2 separate regions of the Homo sapiens genome follow, and region 2 is linked to region 1. The links are chromatin loops, found by intact Hi-C in ENCODE. Cell type or tissue: OCI-LY7. All regions are shown on one strand. Links, peaks and the distances in the headings refer to the core of each region. The heading gives the core; the rest is flanking DNA. Region 1 overlaps LSM14B (LSM family member 14B). Region 2 overlaps TAF4 (TATA-box binding protein associated factor 4).

The links. Peaks named below come from ENCODE experiments on the same cell type or tissue, not always from the same donor. Only the 100,000 strongest peaks of a DNase experiment are listed, where the experiment ranks them.
Region 2: a loop joins it to region 1, with 7 times the contacts of the local background. A loop is called at or near these places in 2 of 110 quality-filtered maps.

The regions. Positions count from the first base shown.
Region 1 is chr20:62,134,081-62,139,441 of GRCh38, forward strand. LSM14B (LSM family member 14B) reads left to right here. Exons shown (of 9, transcript NM_144703.3): 9 at 83-1,294. It overlaps PSMA7 (proteasome 20S subunit alpha 7), which reads right to left. Exons shown (of 7, transcript NM_002792.4): 4 at 4,995-5,117; 5 at 4,091-4,210; 6 at 3,284-3,346; 7 at 2,653-2,869. The coding sequence ends at 2,777. Among named protein-coding and RNA genes, the nearest start is that of PSMA7, 6.6 kb to the right of the region's middle. RefSeq lists an enhancer at 1-262. In OCI-LY7, for the core only: CTCF peaks have their summits at 2,925 (motif pointing left) and 3,127; a DNase peak (open chromatin) is centred at 2,961; H3K27ac peaks cover 901 bases.
Region 2 is chr20:61,978,683-61,984,043 of GRCh38, forward strand. The region is part of intron 14 of TAF4 (TATA-box binding protein associated factor 4); the gene reads right to left. Among named protein-coding and RNA genes, the nearest start is that of MIR1257, 28 kb to the left of the region's middle. In OCI-LY7, for the core only: a CTCF peak has its summit at 2,496 (motif pointing right); a DNase peak (open chromatin) is centred at 2,519.

The DNA.
Region 1 (5,361 bases), core at 122-5,121:
GCTGAGTGGCTCCTGCTCGCCAGCAGGGGCAACAGTGCTAGCTTATCCCAGCAGATGCTTGACTTCCTGTCATCTCTTGCAGGCTCCTACTGAAGTGGCGCATAACTGACGCTGTGTGTGTCAGGACGCGAGGAAAACGCTGCACTTACAGGGAGAGGTGGTCACTTTGTTTACGGAGTTTGGAAGAGACCCATACTGCTACTTGTGTTTTGGACTTAACTGAACTTGGACATGGTCTGAGTTAGAACCACTTGTTTTGGGGAAGTATTCATGGGTAACCTCTTTGAGGTCTCTTTATCTGTGTTTCCTTTTTAGTTGCGCATAGCCTAATTCTAAGGTTTTGGTATTTTGCAAAAAGGTTTCTATAGTGAAAGCTGAATCCTTACTTTGTGACTTTTTTTTTTTTTTTTAATGACAAGCTTTGACTTTTAAAAGTGGAACCAAATCTGTTGGCAGAGGTGGCAGCCAAGTACATCTCTGTAACCCAGCTGGCCCCTGGTGCTGTTGGCCTGGCACCCCACTGCCAAGGGTGGGGTCTCAGGAGTCAGGCAGGGCCAGCACAGGGTGGCGTGGGGGGCAGGGGTGGGTGGGTGGAGGGCACGGAAGGGGTTTTCCCATGGATCATGTTGTATAAGTGAACCAGACCACCCTGATGGCATCCACAGTGATGTCAAGGTTGGGGCTGGCCAGGGGTGGGTGGACTAGAAGCATTTGGGAGTAGTGGCCAGGGGCCCTGGACGCTAGCCACGGAGCTGCTGCACAGAGCCTGGTGTCCACAAGCTTCCAGGTTGGGGTTGGAGCCTGGGATGAGCCCCGGCAGCGCCTTGGCCCTTCTGTGGTCCCTGCCAGCCTCTGACCTGGGCCGGTCAGTCATTGCTGGACTCTGGCCACACACTGGCGTTCTCATCCACTTGGAAACAAGCCAGTCTTTTCTGCAAGGTCAGTTGACCAAGAGCATATTTCCCCTCTGTTGTACATCGTTGTTTTGTGTTTGTGTTGTAACAGTGGGTGGAGGGAGGGTGGGGTCTACATTTGTTGCATGAGTCGATGGGTCAGAACTTTAGTATACGCATGCGTCCTCTGAGTGACAGGGCATTTTGTCGAAAATAAGCACCTTGGTAACTAAACCCCTCTAATAGCTATAAAGGCTTTAGTTCTGTATTGATTAAGTTACTGTAAAAGCTTGGGTTTATTTTTGTAGGACTTAATGGCTAAGAATTAGAACATAGCAAGGGGGCTCCTCTGTTGGAGTAATGTAAATTGTAATTATAAATAAACATGCAAACCTTTAAAATTTTCTTTTCTGATGCTCTAAGAATCCTGTTGACTCTTCTGCCCAAGTCACCTCTGCATCATGTCCAGGTCTGGAGCACACACTTAGGCTGGTGGAATTTGGGGAGACTTGGGCCCCATCAGGTGATGGAACGAGGTGGCTGACCCAATTGGTCGGGTGAAGTGCGGCCAGCAGACCCGGGTTCTCCCTGTGGGCCACCCTTCTGGGATGAATGGCTCTGCTCTCAGAAACTGGATACAAAGTTCTTTTAAAAACCCAGCTCACAGATAACACCTGTATCATAAGCAGTGGCCCCTTTGCCACCTTCCTGCTGCCTCCAAGCTCCCCAGCTCAGGAGCGTTCAGGTTCTCAGGCACCGTAGAGCATGTTACACAGCCATGAGCAAGCTGCACCCTGGACCCACGCAGAAAAACAAAGACATGGCTGGTTCTAGGCTCAGAGCATCCCATTTTAGTCTAATGGGTTTCCAGGTGACCTTAAAAGTGGCCCTCAGAGAGGACGAGGAGACACACCAGCTGCATGAGTTCTCCTTTCATTACCTGCCTGTGGCCATCAGGCTCCACAGCAGAACTGCCAGTGGGGGGCCCTCCCATTTCTTGGGTGGGGGTAATGGGTATCCTTGACCAGCAGAAAAATAAATGTTACGTGTGCCAGATACTGGTGGCCACAGTCCTCACCCAGCTAGAGAACTTGGTGAAACAGGTATTGCCTCCCAGAGCATCGCAAGGTAGTCAGGTTATCGTGTGCCAGCTGACCTTGCTGTTAAAATGTTCATTGTTTTGACAACTGTACATTTTACGCTGAGCTCAAAATGTATCTGGGCCCCTTTACTCCTTTTTAGAAGATACATGCCCAAAACCAAGGACCAGAGGACCCAAAAGCCTTAAACTGTGGGACTAGAAGTCAAAACACAGGAAAGGGCAGAGAATAGCCAGAACCAGTCTTCAACATAGGGGGCAGACGTCAAGATGTGGTCTATGAAAGTCAGACATGCAAAGCTGCTTTGAACAAAGCTGCTGCTCTACAGAATGAACCCAGGGCTACTTGTGTTTGTGTCCTTGACATTATACATTCATTAGGGGACTAGAATGAAGGTCTAAAAGCAAACGGAAGTCATTCTGTGTCTACAACAGAGAAACAGGTCTGCTGAAGGCCAGGTTTCTCTGCAGGACCCAGGGCAGCAGCTCTGACTTCCCAAGGGAGGAACCTGTGTCTCACACTGGCTTACTGTCTTAGCCACAAGGAACAGAAAGGAAAGCTCAATTACGGTGGCTCAGGGTTGAAAAAGAAGGGTGAGAGATGAGAGGACTGCTGTGATTGCACCTAAAGATACACATTCTCTTAAAAAAAAAAACAGGTTAAAAATACGGAAGTTTATTGTAGGACACTCAGTGTGAATAAATGGAATGGAAAGGCCTACACATCGAGACTCATCCATGATTGATATGAATTTAAAAATTACAAGCAAAGACATTTTATTCATCATGATGCTTTCTTTTGTTTCTTCTTTTCGTTTTCTTCTTTTTCTTTTTCAATTTCAGCAACATACTTCTCAATTTCTTCAGGATTTAAAATCTATAGAAAAAAACTTCATGGTTACCTAAGCCACACAAGGTGCCAAGGAACCAGCGCCCTCTTCTGGGGAGGGCGGCCAGGCTTTGGCACTGCTGCTCATACAGCCTCTTTGGAGAGGAACCTCAAGAAAAACAAGAGGATGCTGGCCTGACCTAGACAAGTATTAAGCAGCAGTAGCAGCAGCAGCAGATCTGACTGGCAGCCGCTCAGCATGCCCAGAGAACACGCGTGGACCATCTAATCAGAGGAAGATGGGAATCTTCTCTTTGACGTATGGGGAGCCTCAGAAAGACATTTTCCTAATGTTAAAACCACAGAATGGCCCTATGATGTTTCCTTCGGAACTGGTACTGCTCAGCCCTGATCATGGGAGAAAACTGACAGGTAAAGAAAGCAGACAAACTTGGTGATTACCTTGAGGGATTGATCTCGCCTCATGACAGCAAGTTCAATGTTTTTGCCACCTGACTGAACCACCTTGAAGGGACAGAAGACAGGAGCATTAACCACCTTTCCCTATTCAAGACAAAAGCAGCTCTCAGGAGTACCTTAAATAGGTGTGTACCCAAACCCAGCACCGTCCCAGGAACAGAGGTCCCAGCCCCCAAAACCTGTGTCTTTGTCCTAAACTCATGGCCATTTGTGAAGTCTGTTTGGGATGCCTGCACACCCCTCCGCCTCCCAGCACTGGGACTCCTCTCTCCTGCACAGTAGCGCTGCTCCAGGCCCTCCTCTTGACACAGTGGTTACAACCAGGAATCCTGATGCCTACGCTCCCGCCTGGCCTTCCAGCTAGTCCCTCTCTGGTTTTACCTGCTAGCACTTCAAGGTCTTGACAAAGCCCAACCATATCTCCAGTTCTCTAATCCCCTGACTTTAGCAACAGTTCAAGCCTCTGGAAGGCCTAGTGATGGCTCGAGAACAGATTCCACAGCTGGACAGCTGGGTTCACATCCTGCCTCTGGTTCTCATGCTGTGTGTCCCTGCACAACCCTCAGCTGCCCCGGCTGGATAAAGACACTAATGATCACATCTTGCATGGCTATTTCAAGGAACACAGCAGTTAGGATACACCATAGACCAGAGCAGTGCCTGGAACACAGCAGTCATTAAGCATTACTGCTGGATCCTTGCCACCTTCCTTCCTGCTCATCTACCTACCACTCACCACCAAAACGTGGTATCTTCACCACCTTGCCTGGATTCCAAATGCAAACTTACTTCCAGGAGTGCCTTGATCACCAGCTTAATGGTCAGATCATCTGTTTCAATGGCTTCGTCAGTATAGTTCTTCTCCAGGAACTCGCGCACTGACTTGGCACCCCGACCTATGGCATTGGCCTAAAACAGACACGTATGTTCTCACGTGGCATAGGGCATGACAACCCAGGGCCAGCCCTGGAACACAGCTGCCCTACATGGGCCGCCCAGCCAGTGGCAGTGGCAGGAGGCAAGCTGGAGTGCTGGACAGCAGCTGTGGACACAGGCCCTGCCTCGTGGCTTCCTTTTGCAAAGAGCTCTTTAGAGTTGATGCTGATTCTTACCGAGAATGGGGTTATACGATTGTATGTTTTACTGCGCTATCAAGAGGCAATGGGAGATTTTTTTTTTTTTTTTTTTTTGAGGTAGAGTTTTGCTCTTGTTGCCCAGCCTGGAGTGCAGTGGTGTGATCTCGGCTCACTGCAACCTATGCCTCTCGGGTTCAAGCGATTTTCCTGCCTCAGCCTCCTGAGTAGCTGGGATTACAGGCATGTGCCACCATGCCCAGCAAATTTTTTTTGTATTTTTAGTGGAGACAGGGTTCTGCCATGTTGGCCAGGCTGGTCTCGAACACCTGACCTCAGGTGATCCAACTGCCTCGGCCTCCCAAAGTGCTGGGATTACAGGCGTGAGTCACCACGCCCACCCAAGAATTTTAATTTATGTGGACTACGCTTACACCTTGCTGCCCTTTGATTTTCTTCCAAACAGCAATGTTTAATCATTTTCTTGCTCTCATAGGACTAGGTTAACTTAAACTGACTCATTCACTGATACAGGGCCTACAGCAGGAAGCCCAGGACCTCCCACCCCTCAAAGCCTTTTTCTGGCAAGACTGTCCAAAGCCCCTTTGTCACGAACTCACCTTCCAGGCATGGTATGTGCCCGAGGGGTCAGTCTGATAGAGCCTAGGAGTGCCATCAAAGTCGAAACCCACGATGAGGGCAGAGATGCCAAACGGCCTGCGCCCATTGCTCTGCGTATAACGCTAGCAAGAAAAGAAACAGGTCAGTGCCATCCAATTAAGAAACTGCATGTGAGGAAAGAACCGTACTTAGTGAAGATACGAACATTTTAAACCATGCCTGAGCCCCTTCTCAGGTTATCAGCAGTTCAAATGATACATTAGCCAATAGCTTTCAACATCCTTTTCTGCATTTTCACTCCTAGAAAAACTCACCTAGGACCAGAATTGTGAACTCAGGTTACTGGAAATTACTTTGACAGGTAGA
Region 2 (5,361 bases), core at 156-5,155, 160 kb before region 1:
CCAAGGCCGGGGGCGAGACCAACCAAGGGAGGGGGCGAGACCAACCAAGGCCAGACGGTGCCTCCTTGGGGCTGAGGCCACCCCCAGGGCCCAGCACGCTGAGAAACTGATGCCAGGCCCTGCTTCTGCACCAAGCTCTGAAGGTGCACTATGAATGAACAATATAACTTCTCCAGATTCTGTGAGTTTTATCAATACAAATTTTTCTTCAAATTTTTCTTAAATCTTAAAAGAAAAACGCAAATCTAACCTACCTGATACTCCAATTGCCTTTCTCTACATGGCACACTCCCGCTTCTCCCCAGCCCACTTCGCCCCAGGCAGGAGGGGTCCAGACTCCCTGTCTTTCCCATAGGGTCTTTGCTTGCAGAATTCTATGTGGATTTTGGCTCCCGCAGAGAGTTTGTTGCTAAACTGCTCTGAAGATGGAGTGGAGATCTCGTAGGAACCTCCCCCTCTCTTCTCAGGACTGGGGCTGCCAGCGGACCAAGGCCTTCTGTGCCCAACCCACACGGCAGTGGCAGTGGCTTTCCTCCCTAGATTCATCCAAACCCCTCACGGGCTGTGCCCATGGTGGGCGTAGCAGCCAGAGGGGTCAGGCAGGGACTGGTCATGGAGCCTGCTTGGAGAAGAGTGCTTAGTGGGGGCTTCCAGCTCCATGGGACTCCTGAGAAAGAAGGGCCTGTGGGGACCAGGGTCAAGGCACCCATGGCCACTCTAGAGGGACTGCGGCCCGTGCAGGCGCAATGGCCACTCCAGAGGGACTGCGGCCCGTGCAGGCGCCATGGCCACTCCAGAGGGACTGCGGCCCGTGCAGGCGCCATGGCCACTCCAGAGGGACTGCGGCCCGTGCAGGCGCCATGGCCACTCCAGAGGGACTGCGGCCCATGCAGGCGCGACGGCCTCTAGAGGGACTGTGGCATGTGCAGGCGCCATGGCCACTCCAGAGGGACTGCGGCCCGTGCAGGCGCCATGGCCACTCCAGAGGGACTGCGGCCCGTGCAGGCGCGATGGCCACTCCAGAGGGACTGTGGCCCGTGCAGGCGCGGTGGCCACTCCAGAGGTACTGCGGCATGTGCAGGCGCCGTGGCCACTCCAGAGGGACTGCGGCATGTGCAGGCGCCGTGGCCACTCCAGAGGGACTGCGGCCCGTGCAGGCGCCGTGGCCACTCCAGAGGGACTGCGGCCCGTGCAGGCGCGACGGCCACTCCAGAGGGACTGCGGCATGTGCAGGCGCAATGGCGCAAAACAGAGCCTGGGACGACAGACAGCTCCACAAGGGCCGGCACCAACATGGAGCCCTGGGGGCCTCGGCCTAAACAACTCCAAACACAGGGGCTTGGGGTTTGTTAGGTACAGGTGCTGGGATTAGAAAACAAGCAAGCGAAGCAAAATCCCCGCGGCCCTGGACATACCACGTGAGCCCTCCCTTTGCAGGTCCCCACCTCTGACGCATGGCGCTGCAGACAGCCCTCGCCCCATCACAGGGCTCTCAAAAGGATCAAATGAAAGGAGGAGGTCTCTCCACCGCATATGTGCCATAGACACTCAGTATCGAAGCCAAATGCAGAGTCGCCGTCCGCGGAACCGCCCGGTGCAGGGTCTGCGCCACCCAAACGTCAGGCCCCACACGGTCAGCACCTGGGGGCTGTCCGGGAGGAGCGCGTCTGCTCCCGGGGCGGGAGCCCCTTGGTCCGTCCTTTACTCCGCCACGGAGCCCCAGCCGAGCAATGGGTGGAGAATGCTGTGCCCACAGCCGCCCCGGGCGGCGGGTAACAATAGCCTATGCCGCACACACTCCAGCCACCTCCGCCCCGAACGCGTACGTGCCCTCTCCGTGCCTAACCATTTACGGGGTGTCACACACACAAGGCCAGGTCACTGGCAGCACGTTTTGAAGAACAGCAGTAGTAGCGAAAAACACTCAGACACACAGCTTAGAAAGTTAGCATCACTTCCGGGAGGCCGAAGACAACGTGGCTGCCGAGCTGATGTCTCCCAGCCTCTCTTCCAAACACAGTTCAGCACAAGCAAGGAACGCAGGTTTACACCAGCATCGCCGTCTGCACTGGACGAGGGCGCCTAGACTTCAAAATCACTGCAAGTCGGCGCAGAGTCAACACACGCCTGAGCCTGACCCCCCAGTCTCTCCCCTGCAAGGCCGCGGTGGGGCGGGGTGGGACAGGGGTCTGTGGGAAGCCACTGCTGAAAGGCTAAGCCACCCCAAGTCCCAGGGCCTGAGAGGTGTCCAGGAAGGTCAGTGCAGACCACAGGGCAGGGACCACTGAGCACAAGACGGGAAGGGGTTGTCAAGGCAACACAGCATGTCCTGAGAGGAGCCCTTTGGCCACTGGGTGGTGAGGCAGAAAAGAAGGAAAGGGGGAAGTTCTGGGTCCTGCAGGAAAGGGCCGGGAGAACTGGAGGACAACTTCCGTCCTGCACACCAGCAAGGACCCGCTCAAGACCTGGACTTCCCCATGTGGCCAGCAGACGGCACCAGGAAACCACAGATGTGGCAAATACCCCAAGGCCACCAGGGCAAAGGGACAGAGGCGGTAAAGCCACCCAGAGCCACGGGAAAGTCAGAGAAGAGTCAAAAAATGGGGGCTCCACACACATCAGAGAAAAACCTACCCTGGAACAACAAGAAAATTAACAACACTCTCAATACAGGAAAATCTGCTTAAGTGTGCACTTAAGGATATGAAAATCATCACCTCAAATCAGAACCTCAAAAACTAGGAGACAAATTTTTATAAAAACCATAAAATTACAAATGCAACACCAAAAGGAAATAAGAGTTGACTGGACTTAAGAAAGTAATGGAAGGAAGAGACAAAATTATCTCAGAAATGAATAAACTGCAAACAGTCTGAGGGAGGGGAGGCGGTGAAAATGCAGTAAGGAACCTACGAAAGGCAGGAAGCCAAGAGGACAGAATCGAGACACAGAAAGGAGGAAAAGGGTCAGGAGAAAACAGGGCAAATGAGAGCTGGGCGAATCTCCCCCTCAGGCAGAGTGGGACATTCACACCATGACCCAGGAGACGTTCACAAAAGACAGCAAACCACACCCCACCCGAGAGGAGACACCAAACCCACACCCACCCGAGAGGAGACACCAAACCCACACAACCCACACCCACCGGAGAGGAGACATCAAACCCACACCCACCCGAGAGGAGACACCAAACTCACACCCCACCCGAGAGGAGACATCAAACCCACACCCCACCCGATAGGAGACACCAAACCCACACAACCCACACCCACCGGAGAGGAGACATCAAACCCACACCCACCCGAGAGGAGACACCAAACTCACACCCCACCCGAGAGGAGACATCAAACCCACACCCCACCCAAGAGGAGACACCAAACCCACACCCCACCCGAGAGGAGACACCAAACCCACACAACACACACCCACCGGAGAGGAGACATCAAACCCATACCCACCCTAGAAGAGACACCAAACTCACACCCCACCCGAGAGGAGACACCAAACCCACACCCCACCCGAGAGGAGACACCAAACCCACACCCACTGAGAGGAAACACCAAACCCACACCTACCTGAGAGGAAACACCAAACCCACACCCCACCAGAGAGGAGACACCAAAACCCACACCCCATCCGAGGAAACACCAAACCCACACCCACCCTAGAGGAGACACCAAACCCATACCCACCCGGAAGAGACACCAAAACCCACACAACCTACACCCACCCAAGAGGAGACACCAAAACCCACACCCACCCAAGAGGAAACACCAAACCCACACCCCACCCAAGAGGAGACACCAAAACCCACACCCACCTGAGAAGAAACACCAAACCCACATCCACCCGAGAGGAGACAACAAACCCACACCCCACCCGAGAGGAGACACCAAACCCACACCCCACCCGAGAGGAGACACCAAACCCACACCCACCCGAGAGGAGACACCAAACCCACACCCACCCGAGAGGAGACACCAAACCCACACCCCACCTGAGAGGAGACACCAAACCCACACCCCACCCGAGAGGAGACACCAAACCCAATGCACTGCGAGGGCCCAGTGGGCGGCGGGACTCTGAGATGCAACCTCATACACTACGGGCTCTCAGAGCCGACGGCAGGGCTGCCGGGGAGGAAGAGAAGAGAACCCATGAAGGGGAAGGAATCAGCCTCCATGGCTCCTCCCAGCCTGCACCCCCCTCCCCACCCGTCCCCCACAAGGCAAGAACAGAAAAGACTTCTGAGCCAGCCAAGCCGCCTCCGGTCAGGGCCCAGAAACAGCCTCAGGAATGGGAGGAAGAGCCTCCTCTATTGGGCGGGAAACTGCAGGGAAGAGACATCCTCAGGCTCTGAGTGAGGCGGAGGCGGGAGAGGGAGGCTGAGGACCAGAGTGTGCCTCCCCTGTGGAGGTCCTGTCACCAAAAGGCAGAGGAAGAAGCCACTAGGGCTCACAGACGCCGATGGCCAACAGTGGAGCTGCCAGGCCCGTGCAAACTGCTCGACTGCAGCGTGAACAGTCCTGTGAGACAGGAGACCAGGGCGTCGTCACTAGTTTAAGTACAAAAGTAACCAGGAAGACACAGATACAAACCTTCCTAAATACAAAAAAAAAAAAAAAATCAATTAAAAGAGCAAAGAATAAACATCTCACAGAAAAAGAAACACAGCAAATATTTAAAATTCAGGCCAGGTACGGCAACTCACACCTGTAATCTCAATGCTTTGAAAAGGGAGGCCAAGGCAGGAGGATTCCCTGAGGCTGGGAGTTTAAGACCAGCCTGGGCAACATAACGAGACCCCATTCCTACAAAATATTTTAAAAATTAGTCAGATGCGGTGCTGTGTGCCTGTAGTCCCAGGCTACTGGGGCGGCTGAGGCAGGAGGATCCTTCTTAAGCCCAGAAAGTCAAAGTTGCAGTGAGCTATGATCACGCCACCAAACTCCAGCCTGGGTGACAGTGAAACCATGTCTCAAAAGATAGATAAAAATTTACATAATTATAAAATATTATGATAGAGTCAAGACAAAACATGTCAGTCCTATCAATAAAGGTAAATGGGCTTAACTCACCTATTAAAAGAGAAAGATTTTCAATTCAGCTCATAAACTGAGACCAAACCATATGCTACAGAGAGACACGGAAAACAAAGTGATTCAGAAGGTGAAAAGTAAGGATCTCAGGGATTGTAGGCTGGGGGACAAGAAAGACACCCAGGGTGACGGTCTGACGTGTGACAAAGACAGATACTTTCTAATGCAAAAAGTCACAGCTGCCAATGAAGATATGACACGTGGATATTTATGCACCAAACAACACAGCAGCCCCTACCAATAAAAACGCAGGAGATGCGAC